2 separate regions of the Homo sapiens genome follow, and region 2 is linked to region 1. Evidence: chromatin loops called from intact Hi-C (ENCODE). Cell type or tissue: OCI-LY7. All regions are shown on one strand. Links, peaks and the distances in the headings refer to the core of each region. The heading gives the core; the rest is flanking DNA.

Region 1 (5,371 bases), core at 299-5,298:
GAGGCGGGCAGATCATGAGGTCAGGAGATCAAGACCATCCTGGCTAACATGGTGAAACCCCATCTCTACTAAAAATACAAACAAAAAAAAAAATTAACCGGGCGTGGTGGCAGGCGCCTGTAGTCCCAGCTACTCAGGAGGCTGAGGTAGGAGAATGGCGTGAACCCGGGAGGTAGAGCTTGCAGTGAGCCGAGATGGCGCCACTGCACTCCAGCCTGGGTGACAGAGCGAGACTCCACCTTAAAAAAAAAAAAAAAAAAGATCAGTGCTGAAGACATTTTTAAACCCTCCCCTGGATGGATCAGCTGGCACCATCCAGGTTGACAAACTGGCTTATCTGATTTTGTGGCCCTCACTCAGGAACTGATTTAGCATAAGAAGACAGCCATCATGTAAAATGGTGGCAACTAAAACAAAGTACTGCCATGTGGTTATGGGTCATGATCCCAAGGACATGAAACAAGATAGAGACCTGTAGCCAAGTTTATTACTGACCATTCTGTTGGGCTGCCTTGAACAGCAGGCTTATGAGGTCCACGGTCTGTATCCGAACCTAAGGTACCCTTTCTCTTAACAGAACCATATGGAAAGACACACAAAGCACATCAGAATGGCTACAGCTTAAGACCAACCTCACGATTTTTTTTGATTAATTAAAACTTTACAGAGAATATAAACAATGAACCTTATTATCCCTTTCGCTGGTTTGCATAGGGAGAGAAAAGCCAAAAGCTTGACTGTTAGAAAAAACTTCTACCCTTTTGCCAGCGTGTCAGGCTTCTGGGTTCCCTTCCCCTAGCTCAACTCTAAGCCAAGCATTTTAAGGTTTGGAGAAACTAACTTTTCCCAGTTTGGAAGAACATTATGAAAGAGCCATTTTAAACTGTGAAAGTAGGCCAGGTACAGTGGCTCATGCCTGTAATCCCAGTACTTTGGCGGGTCGAGGTGGGCAGATCACCTGAGGTCAGGAGTTTGAGACCAGCCTGGCCAACATGGTGAAACCCCATCTCTACTAAAAATACAAAATATCAGCTGGACGTGGTGGTGCATGCCTGTAATCCTAGCCACTCAGGAGGTTGAGACAGAAGAATCGCTTGAACCCAGGAGGCAGAGGTTGCAGTGAGCTGAGATCACGCCACTTCACTCCAGCCTGGGCAACAAGAGTGAAACTCAATCTCAAAAAAAATAAATAACAAATAATAAAAATAAATAAACTGTGAAAGAAGGAAAAACACTGTAGAAAAGTCTGGGTGTTCCAGTTAGGGTTGTCAAGAGGTATTTCCTCTCTTCCTATTGGGAATGGTGTTTCCCGTTTTTTTTTTTTTTGCCTTTCGTATTTTCTCTTTTCCTTTTAGGCCTACTATGGGAGACATATTCCTCATCTCCAAATTTCTCTGCTGCCTACAGAGCTGGCTGGCTCTCAGCTGTGGTTAGGGTTTGGCTTAGGAGAAGCATAACACCCCTCCATGAGAGGTCAAATACCTAAGTTACATTTTGGAAAGCTTCTATATACCTATTGGGGTTGTCAGAAAATTGGCCTAAGTCTCTCTTTATTTGCCTAAGGTCCTGTAATGAGAAGGGAACTTGAAAGGGCCCCAAATAAGGGAGATCCTCAGATGGATCCCCCAGAAGTTGCTTCTCTAATTTGGGGGCATTATTCTCTTTGGTCATGCCAAATGTGATTGCTAAAAGGGCTGGGTTAATTTTGTAACACTTGCAAAGGTCTAATAAAAAGGCCATGCCCTTGTGCAAAAGAAAATGAGCCACTTTTTCTTTAAAGTTTCAGGGTGAAAGGAGTCCCAGTGCTTCAGAATGCATTCCAGGGGAGTGCAGGCTGAAGATGGTACCCATCTAGAAAGAGAAGTGAGAAAAAGGCATCCTTTTAGTCTCCTTCCTTTTGGTGTGACCCAGGGTGGAGACGAAGACAGTGGGGGTGTCCCCCTGATGTTTTCCCTCCGTGGTTCCTTGGTCCCAGCACCTTGTTGAACATGCCACCCATGGTTGCAGGCGTGACCTCCAGCCATGGAACCAGAAGAACTAAGCGATTGGGGCTAGTCACGCTCACCCAAGTGACTCTAGTCCTCTGCCTGTGATTTCCCTTTGACTTCCTGGATTTGTGTGATCTACCTGGCTCCCCAAAAATTGGATCCCAAGAAAAGCTATGTAATAGTTGGGCAAGGACCCTTTAATGGAGTGGGAGTGCTAAATTGAACTCTATATCCTGCTATTATGGCCCATACTGAAGCGTTTACCCTTAGAGAATGGTTCTCGTTAACTTCTGAACTTAAAATCCCCTTACCAATTAAGTACCACTCTAATTGGAGGCAGAATAGGTGCCTTAAAAGAATGTAGGTATTGAATGGCCCTTTTACTGTTGATGGGACAGTATTGACACTAAAATTTGGTTTTGGAGGATATTTTACCCCTAATTGTTGAAGGCAGAGTTTTCCCATTTACAGAAGTAGCGTGAAGCCTGGTTTTTAGTAGAGAGGCACAAAAAGGGGAGAGAATTGGGAGGCTAGGGTGTTTCAGTGAAGGACAATGTGCCTCATGGAGAGGATCCCTATTCCACTAGGTGGCGCTGTTTACCTTGAAACGCCATGTGCTCTCTAGACCAAGGACAGAGTGACATTGACATGCCATATGTTCTCCAGACCAAGGACAGAGAGAGACCTGGAAATGCCGTGCTCGCCAGACCAAGCGCAGAGACACATGCTCACTGTTGGGGAGGAACCCTCTGTTCCTAGAAAATCACAAAGACACCTTCCCCTGAGCTATATCCCCAGTTACTATGACATTCCCTGATCTTGCCAAACAAGATTACTTCCCTGAAGTGTAAAACTTCCTGCACACTGCATACACAGAGAGGATAAGAGATATGACAAATGTGGTCAAGGAAGGAGGAAATTATGAAGGAAAGTTGGAGATCCTGGTGCCGACACCCCACTGGGGTGGTTGGAAGCAGGGGTCAGTCCAGAAGCCTTTGGATAACACCGGGGGGTAGCCCCAGCCAGAAGCCCTCAGTTGCCTCAGGACTTCTTCCAGCGCCACACCATGGCTGTCCTTCAAGAAAGGTCTAAAATGGAGACTGAGAGCCTCAGAATGAAAAGACAGAGTTGGAGTCCACTCCTTTACTCACTGTTTCGATGAATGTTGTACTTTGGTATCCCAGACAGGCCCCCATTATGAAGCAGCTTCGTTTTCTGGGGTATATACCCTTGGGTTCTTTGTTGTGGGCCAAAAAATTTAGGACACAGACAAACACAAGGAGTTTAGGAGCAGAAGTTTAATAGGTAGAAGAAAAGAGAGAGAAACAGCTTCCTGCACAGAGGAAGGGGTCTCCAAGCAGAAGGAACCTAGCAGAAAATGACCAAGTGGAAAAGGACTGGCTGGTGGCAAATAAGCTGAGTTTTATATACAGTTTGAGGTCGTGGTGTCTGATTTATGTAGGGCTCACAGATTGGTTCGATCAGGTATGGGTTTACATAGGGCACAGGGAAGACTGGTCACCTCACCTTAATCTTCTTATGCAAATGGACTTTCCAGTTGATCAGCACTATCTTATCCACTCCTTTACAGTACCCATGGCTGGCAGAAAAGGGAGGATGGAGCCATCATCTTGAACATGTCTAGTCCTTAGTTCCTGCCTGCATTCACCTGTGCAAGCGCCCAGCTTTCAGGCTGCTCTTTGTTAGAAAATGATTTGGGGCTGCTTTTCATTAAAAAGAGAAGACTTACCAAGGACTCCCATCCCCTTACTATCTGCCTAAGTAATTTCTTCTTAACTCCTGTATCAACAGTTACCCATCAAATACAAAGGAGGAAGGGTTACCAGTAAGCAACAGGGTTGACATGAAAACAGAGTGGTGAGACCTACAGAAATCTTTGGAAACAACTGCTTATGAACGGCCTACCAAGTTCCCACTTTTTTATTTTTTTTGAGACAGGGTCTCACTCTGTCACCTAGGCGGGAATGCAGTGGTGCAATCATGGCTCACTCATTACAGCCTCAACCTCCCGAGCTCAAGTGATCCTCCCATATCAGCCTCCCAAGTAGTTGGGACTACAGGCACGCACCATCATCCCTGGCAAATTTTTGTACTTTTTGTAGAGATGGGATTTCACTGTGTTGCCCAAGCTGGTCTCGAGCTCCTGGGCTCAAGCAATCCACTCACCTCAGCCTCCCAAAGTGCTGAGATTACAGGCATGAGCCACCGTGCCCAACTCCCACTTAATGTTTTCTTTTGTTTTTTGAGTCAGAGTCTTGCTCTGTCACCCAGGCTTGAGTGCAGTGGTGCAATCTTGGCTCACTGCAACCTCCATCTCCTGGGATCAGGCGATTCTCCTGCCTCAGCCTCCCGAGTAACTGGCATTACAGTCATGTGCCAACACACCTGGCTAATTTTTTGTATTTTTGGTAGAGATGGGGTTTCACCTTGTTGGCCAGGCTGGTCTTGAACTCCTGACCTCAAGCGATCCACCTGCCTTGGCTTCCCAAAGTGCTAGGATTACAGGCATGAGCCACCACACATGGCCTCCCACTTAGTTTTTATATCAAGACAAACAACAAAAATACCTCCTTGTCCAGTAAACAGAGGTCTATTTTGACACAATAGACAGTTTTCATCTTTCACGCAATTCCCATACATGAATCAATTCACAGGTGCACAGACCATTGATTAAAGGAAGAGTATAGGATGCTTAAGGAAAGATCCAGCAACAGCAACACAAGTTCATACTATGAACATTTTTTCCTGTTCTTTCCCAACGGATAAATACACAAACCTCTTGGGGACAATCAGACAACTAACCACAGATTCCTGGAGACCCACAATGCCTCTGGGCTTCAGCAGTCAGAGTATGGGCTTATGGAAATGTATGATTAAGTGTTGATAAGAAAAACAGAGAACATTCAACATATTTCAAGCAGAAATGTATATAATGCAGGGACTTGCTTACAAAGATGTTGGAAATGCCAAAGGAGCTAAGAGTAAAATGTGACATTTTCCAGAGCCCAGGAAACCACCCTGGGGGTGAAGCCAACAACCCCACTTTCACTACTGACAGTGCTGGAAGAGCCACCACTGCTAAAGGTAAGTCACCTCCTAAAGCCTAAGAATTTCTCCCTTCTTCTCACCTTCAAATATAACCAAGCACCTCCCATTGGCACAATGTAACTGGGACCCAGCTAGCAGTGGAGTCTGGGAAGTGTTGTTGGCTGGTGTCTAGCTCTGGCAGTACAGGGCAGATGGCAGATGGTCAACTGAGAGGCTAAGTACCAAGAGACAACAGGAGGCATGGGGATTTAGGTGACAAATGGAGTTTTGACCAAAGTCCACTTTAGGGTGGATCTAGTCCCCAAAACTGATAG
Region 2 (5,371 bases), core at 1-5,000, 210 kb after region 1:
CAGCCCTATCCACACACCCGCTGAAACCAGCCCCCAGGACTCACCGAAGGCCTGCAGCCGGCCAGAGTGGAAATCATTGAGCAGGTTCAGGAGTCCCCCCTCCATCTCATAGACATCAGTCACCTCGGTCAGGAAGGAGTGCTGCAGGGGCGTGCCTGCAGAGCCGCTTCCACCTCCAGCCAGGACTGGGCGGCACTTCTCTTTGCCTACTCTGGGTGGGGTGGACATGACCATGATCACAGGGTAGGGGGCAGTCAGGCACCTCCCGATCTTTTGTGCCATCTGCCTATGCACCAGTTTATCTGTCTATCTGCACTAACTCATCTGCCCATCTACTTACTAGCATAAATGGGTAACTTTATGGTTCCCCTTGGGCACTGGGAAGGGGTGAGGAGGCGTGAAGAGGTCAAAAAGAAGTCTTTTCTGCTAATAACACAGCCAGAGCAGTGCCTGAAAGGGGGTCCCTGGGTTCCTGTCTGAGTGCCTCACTCATTTGTTTTATGACCCTGAATGAGTCACTTATCCTCCCTAGTCTTCAGCGTATATAGAGACAGCTACTCCCTTATTGCCACCAGGGCTGTCTTACCTCCTCCCAAAATATCTTTCTGCCCCTCTTCTTTTTTTTTGTTTTTTGAGACAGAGTCTCGCTCTGTTGCCCAGGCTGGAGTGCAGTGGTGTGATCTCGGCTCACTGCAACCTCGCCTCCTGGGTTCAAGTGATTCTCTTGCCTCAGCCTCCCAAGTTGCTGGCATTATGGGCGCCTGCCACTATGCCCTGCTAATTTTTTTTACTTTTAGTAGAGTTGGGGTTTCACCGTGTTGGCCAGGCTGGTCTTGAACTCCTGACCTCAGGTCATCTGCCTGTCTTGGCCTTCCACAGTGCTAGGATTACAGGCCTGAGCCACTGCCCCTAGCCCTCTTCTTTTTTTTTAATTAAAAAAAAAATTTTTTTTTTGTTTGAGACAGAGTCTCACTGTCACACAGGCTGGAGTGCAGTGGCACAATCTCGGTTCACTGCAACCTCTGCCTTCCAGGTTCAAGTGATTCTTGTGCCTCAGCCTCCCAAGTTGCTGGGATTATAGGCACCCACCATCACGCCTGGCTAACTTTTGTATTTTTAACAGAGATGAGGTTTCACCATGTTGACCAAGCTGGTCTCAAACTTCTGACCTCAGGTGATCTGCCTGCCTCAGCGTCCCCAAGTGCTGGGATTATAGGCTGAGCCACCATGCCCAGCCAACCCTCTTCTATTTAAAAACTCTTTTAAACAAAAACAAAAATACATAGAAAACAAAGCCAAACCAATAAACCAAAAAAACTGTCTTAAAATTTCCACTGCTCTCAGGATAAAATTGAATGCCCCTGCCAGCCTGGCCCTCCTGCCTTCCCAGTTGCCTTTCCTGCTACTCTCCCCACAGCCTTGAGCTTCATGCCCCTTAGGCAAGTGGTGTGCAAAACCAGGGGGAAACACAGTGGTCTTATCTGGAGCAACTGGAGAAAGAATACATTGTATTTAGTGGGGAACAAACATGGACACATTATAAGGCAGCATGCAAACTCCCAATCATAAAAAAAATTCAACAGAGAATTCAAATTGTGCCCCCAGGTATTTCCTCACCATTTCCTGTTCCCTGATACTCCAGGGCCCCCAAACCACCTGTGGTTCCTGAAACCTTTCAGGTAATAGCTTTCTTCCATATTTATACCAGGTAAGCCTCTCAGCGTGGAACATTCACTTTCTTGCAGAGTTGCTCACTCCCTCCTCTGAGGCGAATCCTCACGCTATGTGATCCCAGTGACCCACCTGGCCTTTTTGCCACACAGTTGAGGGTAGGGACTGGGTCTGAGTGAGCTCTGAGTTCTCAGGGGTCTGCTCCAGAAAGGCATCAATTATTGCTTAGGAACTAAAGGCGGAGGCCCCCCTTGCCTTCCTCTCTACAGTGCAACCCAGAGTTGGGGTCCCTCCTCCTTTCCTTCCCTTCTGTACCCACCTCTTGAACTTGGCCCGCTGCTTGGGGGATGGCAGATGAGGAAGTCCTAGGGCCAAGGAGCCGCTGTGGCTGGTAGGCACAGGGACCCTCCGTAGTGTGCCTGGGGCCTGGGCTGGCTGGGCCAGGCAGGGCTTGGGACTCCGTTTCTTCTTTTTGTCATCCATTGGGCGCTGGCTGGGCCTCAGGCCTAGGAGGGAAGCAACCCCACAAAGATAGCCAGGGGCAAAGTTAGCCCTTCACCCAGAAATCCCTGAGAGCTGCACCAAGGAAGGGCCCTGGGACCTTCCAGCTTGTCACCTCATCTATACGGTAGGGGCAGAGCCAGATGCCAGTGTCTGCTGCTGGGATCGTGGATGTACACTTGAAGGACCTTCTAAGGCCCAACCTAATTCCCCTTCTGCCTGAAAACCTAGGCCCCTCCTGAAAGGGTGGGACCAGTCACAACTATCTTGGCGCTACTGGGGCTTCCTGTCACGGTGGCTGGGGGGCGGGGCTGGCAGAGGAAATGTAGTGGGAGACAAGACGGAGGTGAGCTGCAGAAGCCCAGCCGAAGATTAGGGATGTCTTAACTAAACCCTATTCTATTTATCAGGGGCCTAAGCAGATGCTAACAAACCCTGTCAGCATGGGAGGGGGACAAGGTGCAGGTAGGGGCGCCTGGGAAAGCCCCAGCGTGTGGGTAATTGTAGGAGAAGCCGCAGCATACAGGGCAGGGTTCATTGTGGGTTTCCCCCACATAGACACCGGCATCCCTCCACTTCCACCCACCCCCAACCGAAAATATTAGGGACTCCCTATAGGTCCCGCGGGTGTGCTTTCAGCTGCTTCATTTTTCCCAGTCGGAAAGTCCCTGCTGGGCTTCAGCTGCAGCCAGGGTGGACTGGGTGGTTGGCCGCTGGCTGCCTGGGCCTCCGACAAAGGCTGCGCCTGTGGCTGGGCTGCTCCGAGGTCCCCGGTCCAGCAGCGCCCCCCAAGCCTCCGGTCGGCTGGGGTTCCCTCCTCTGGGGGTCTCATTCCAGGCTGCTGCTACCGAGCCTAACTTCGAATTCTGGGACTGGGGGGGTTGGGGGGGTGGGTGGCGCTTAAGCATTTACACTGACACATAGCTGGCTGCCACTGACGGGGTCTGCGGGTGTGGGGAGGGGAGATAGGAGCGCATCCTCTGCCTCTCCGTGCAGCAGCTTGACCCAATTAGGGACCTGATAGAAGAACTGGAGCCGGAGCCTGTGCTCCCCAGGAGCGGCTGGGGCGACCGGGGATCTATTTCCCAAGCCCGGGCTCCAAAGCCATGTGCCAAACTCATCGCTCAGCTCCGCAGCCGCGCTCGAAGACAGAGCGTCAGACCCGCGTCATTCCGCCCCCGCCCTCACTCCCTCAGGGGGCTACTGACCTGGAGGTTTGGGGTCTCGAGTGATGCTTCGGTGCAAGTTCCCTCCGCCCTCCGCCCTCTCCTCCCGGGAACACCACCGGGTGAAAGCTAAGCTGGAGGGAGTTCATTTGCATTTAAAGAGAAAGTGACCTTCTCCTTAGCGCGGTGGGGTGAGATGGGAGGAGCATCCCCGCGTATGCTAAGCAGTTCCTCTCACTCGACCTCACCTCCCCGCCTGAACCTAGGGGACCCTGTTGGTTGTGTGATGTCTATTTTAAAAAGATTTTCCCTTTCCCGGCAGTTTCAGAGAGAAGCTACAGTTCCTTACAAAATGGTGGTGGCTTTGTCAGAAAGGGGGTGGGGCGGGGGAGAGGAGAGACAGAGTGAGTGAGTGAGAGAGAGAGAATGTAAGCACAGAAGAAGCACAAGCAGCAACAGCAGCAGCATCAGGAAGACACTTCGAGCAAAGACAGCCATCAATGGAGTGAGTCCAGTGCCCTATTGAGCACTTTACATACATTTCATCCCCATAACAACCCTTAAGGAAGATACCAGTGTCATTCCCCATTCTACTGAAAGTAAGCAACAGTCTTTTGAGGGCAAAACCCCTCTCTCTACAATGCCAGACAGTTTTCTCTGGTAAGTGGTGGGGGCTGTATTTTGCCGCAGATGAAGTGACAGGAGTCCTCCCCACCCCCCAGGCCTAGGAGACAGGTGTGGGGAGCACCAGGTCATAAGGTAGACCACGCGATTCCCTGGCACCTGACTCCAGTCCTCAGGGAAACCTGAGCACCTGATGGAGGCTGACCCAGTGTGACTGCTGCTGCCTGCAGCCAGATCAATGGGGGCAGCTATTTAAAGCCCTGGCAGAGGCTCCTGGCGCAGGTCCCCAGAACAGCATCTGATACAACAGGAGAGAGGCTCATGTTTGGCCAGGCGGCTCAGCAGGCTCAAGTGAGCTGGCCCAGGGCAGTGCACACAGCCACCCAGCCCACCTTCCCCATCCCCGGGCAGGAGTGGCTTCCTGGGGTTGGGCCTCTTGGCTGATGTGGGGAGCCATGGGCACTGCTCCTGAGGGCACCTGCTCAGGGCTTCTTCCTGGGTACTTCCAACACTCAGAACACTCCACAAGGGTAAAGAGTAATTCCGAACTTTTTCAATAACCAGGGGCCCAGACTGGGGACAACAGAAATCCCTCTCCTTCCCCACCGGAGCTGCTAGAGTAGACAGTGGTAATGCTGCTGACAGAGGGAGCACCCCTGTGGTTCCCATCCTCAGCTGCTTCACTGGGGGGTCAGAAACCTCATTATTCTCAGAGCTGCTTTGCTTGGAATCTCCAAGAGTTGGGGCGGCACCCCCCCCACACCCTCCAGAGGATCTGCGACTAGAAATAACATGGCCAGCATGGAAAACATGTATCAGGACCCAGCTAGAAGGGTCAGAGGCTCTGCTGGGACTGTCACAGTCATTGTGGGCACATCTATTTGTGGAGGCCTGGAGGGAAGGGCAGGTGGGTTGTCTCTGCCATTTCCTGGGCATTCAGCACATATCATCCTTTGTGCCTGACCAACCCAGGACCCAGAGAGAACAGGGTGCTGGGTGAGGCCACCAGCAGCATGTCTCCCATATAGGAGTCCCATGCTTGAGGTGGGTAAATGGGGGGTGTAAAAACTGAACAGAGAATGTGCTCTCCTTAAGGAATGCATACAATTAGAGGCCCCTGTGAATTCCCTTGGGCAGGCCAGGGCTATAGGAGCCTACCCACAGCTCAGACCCAAATAGCAGTGATGAGTGTCCACCCCTCTTAACCTGGGCCTCAAATGGCCTATGCCTGGCTCCATGCCTTTTGCCTTACTGCTGGAGCCTATCAATTTCCTATTGAAACACCTTCAGTTGCCCCCCCTGCCCTCTGGATCTAGCCCACATTCCTTAACCTGGTACCCAGACTCTGGGCCCAGCCTCACCCCCTCTCCCAGTCCCATGGACCTGCTTCCCAGCTGTACCATTTAATC

What was found. Peaks named below come from ENCODE experiments on the same cell type or tissue, not always from the same donor. Only the 100,000 strongest peaks of a DNase experiment are listed, where the experiment ranks them.
Region 2: a loop joins it to region 1, with 8 times the contacts of the local background. A loop is called at or near these places in 27 of 110 quality-filtered maps.

The regions. Positions count from the first base shown.
Region 1 is chr1:32,411,343-32,416,713 of GRCh38, reverse strand. No RefSeq gene overlaps it. Among named protein-coding and RNA genes, the nearest start is that of BSDC1, 20 kb to the right of the region's middle. In OCI-LY7, for the core only: CTCF peaks have their summits at 2,356 and 2,569 (motif pointing right); a DNase peak (open chromatin) is centred at 2,593.
Region 2 is chr1:32,198,719-32,204,089 of GRCh38, reverse strand. CCDC28B (coiled-coil domain containing 28B) reads right to left here and starts at 3,495. Exons shown (of 6, transcript NM_024296.5): 1 at 3,381-3,495; 2 at 1,991-2,177; 3 at 45-211. The coding sequence starts at 2,154. RefSeq lists enhancers at 2,118-2,167, 2,129-2,649, 2,518-2,737, 2,650-3,169, 3,428-3,507 and 2 more. In OCI-LY7, for the core only: a CTCF peak has its summit at 2,953; DNase peaks (open chromatin) are centred at 2,469, 2,829, 3,249 and 3,539; H3K4me3 peaks cover 3,019 bases; H3K27ac peaks cover 2,864 bases.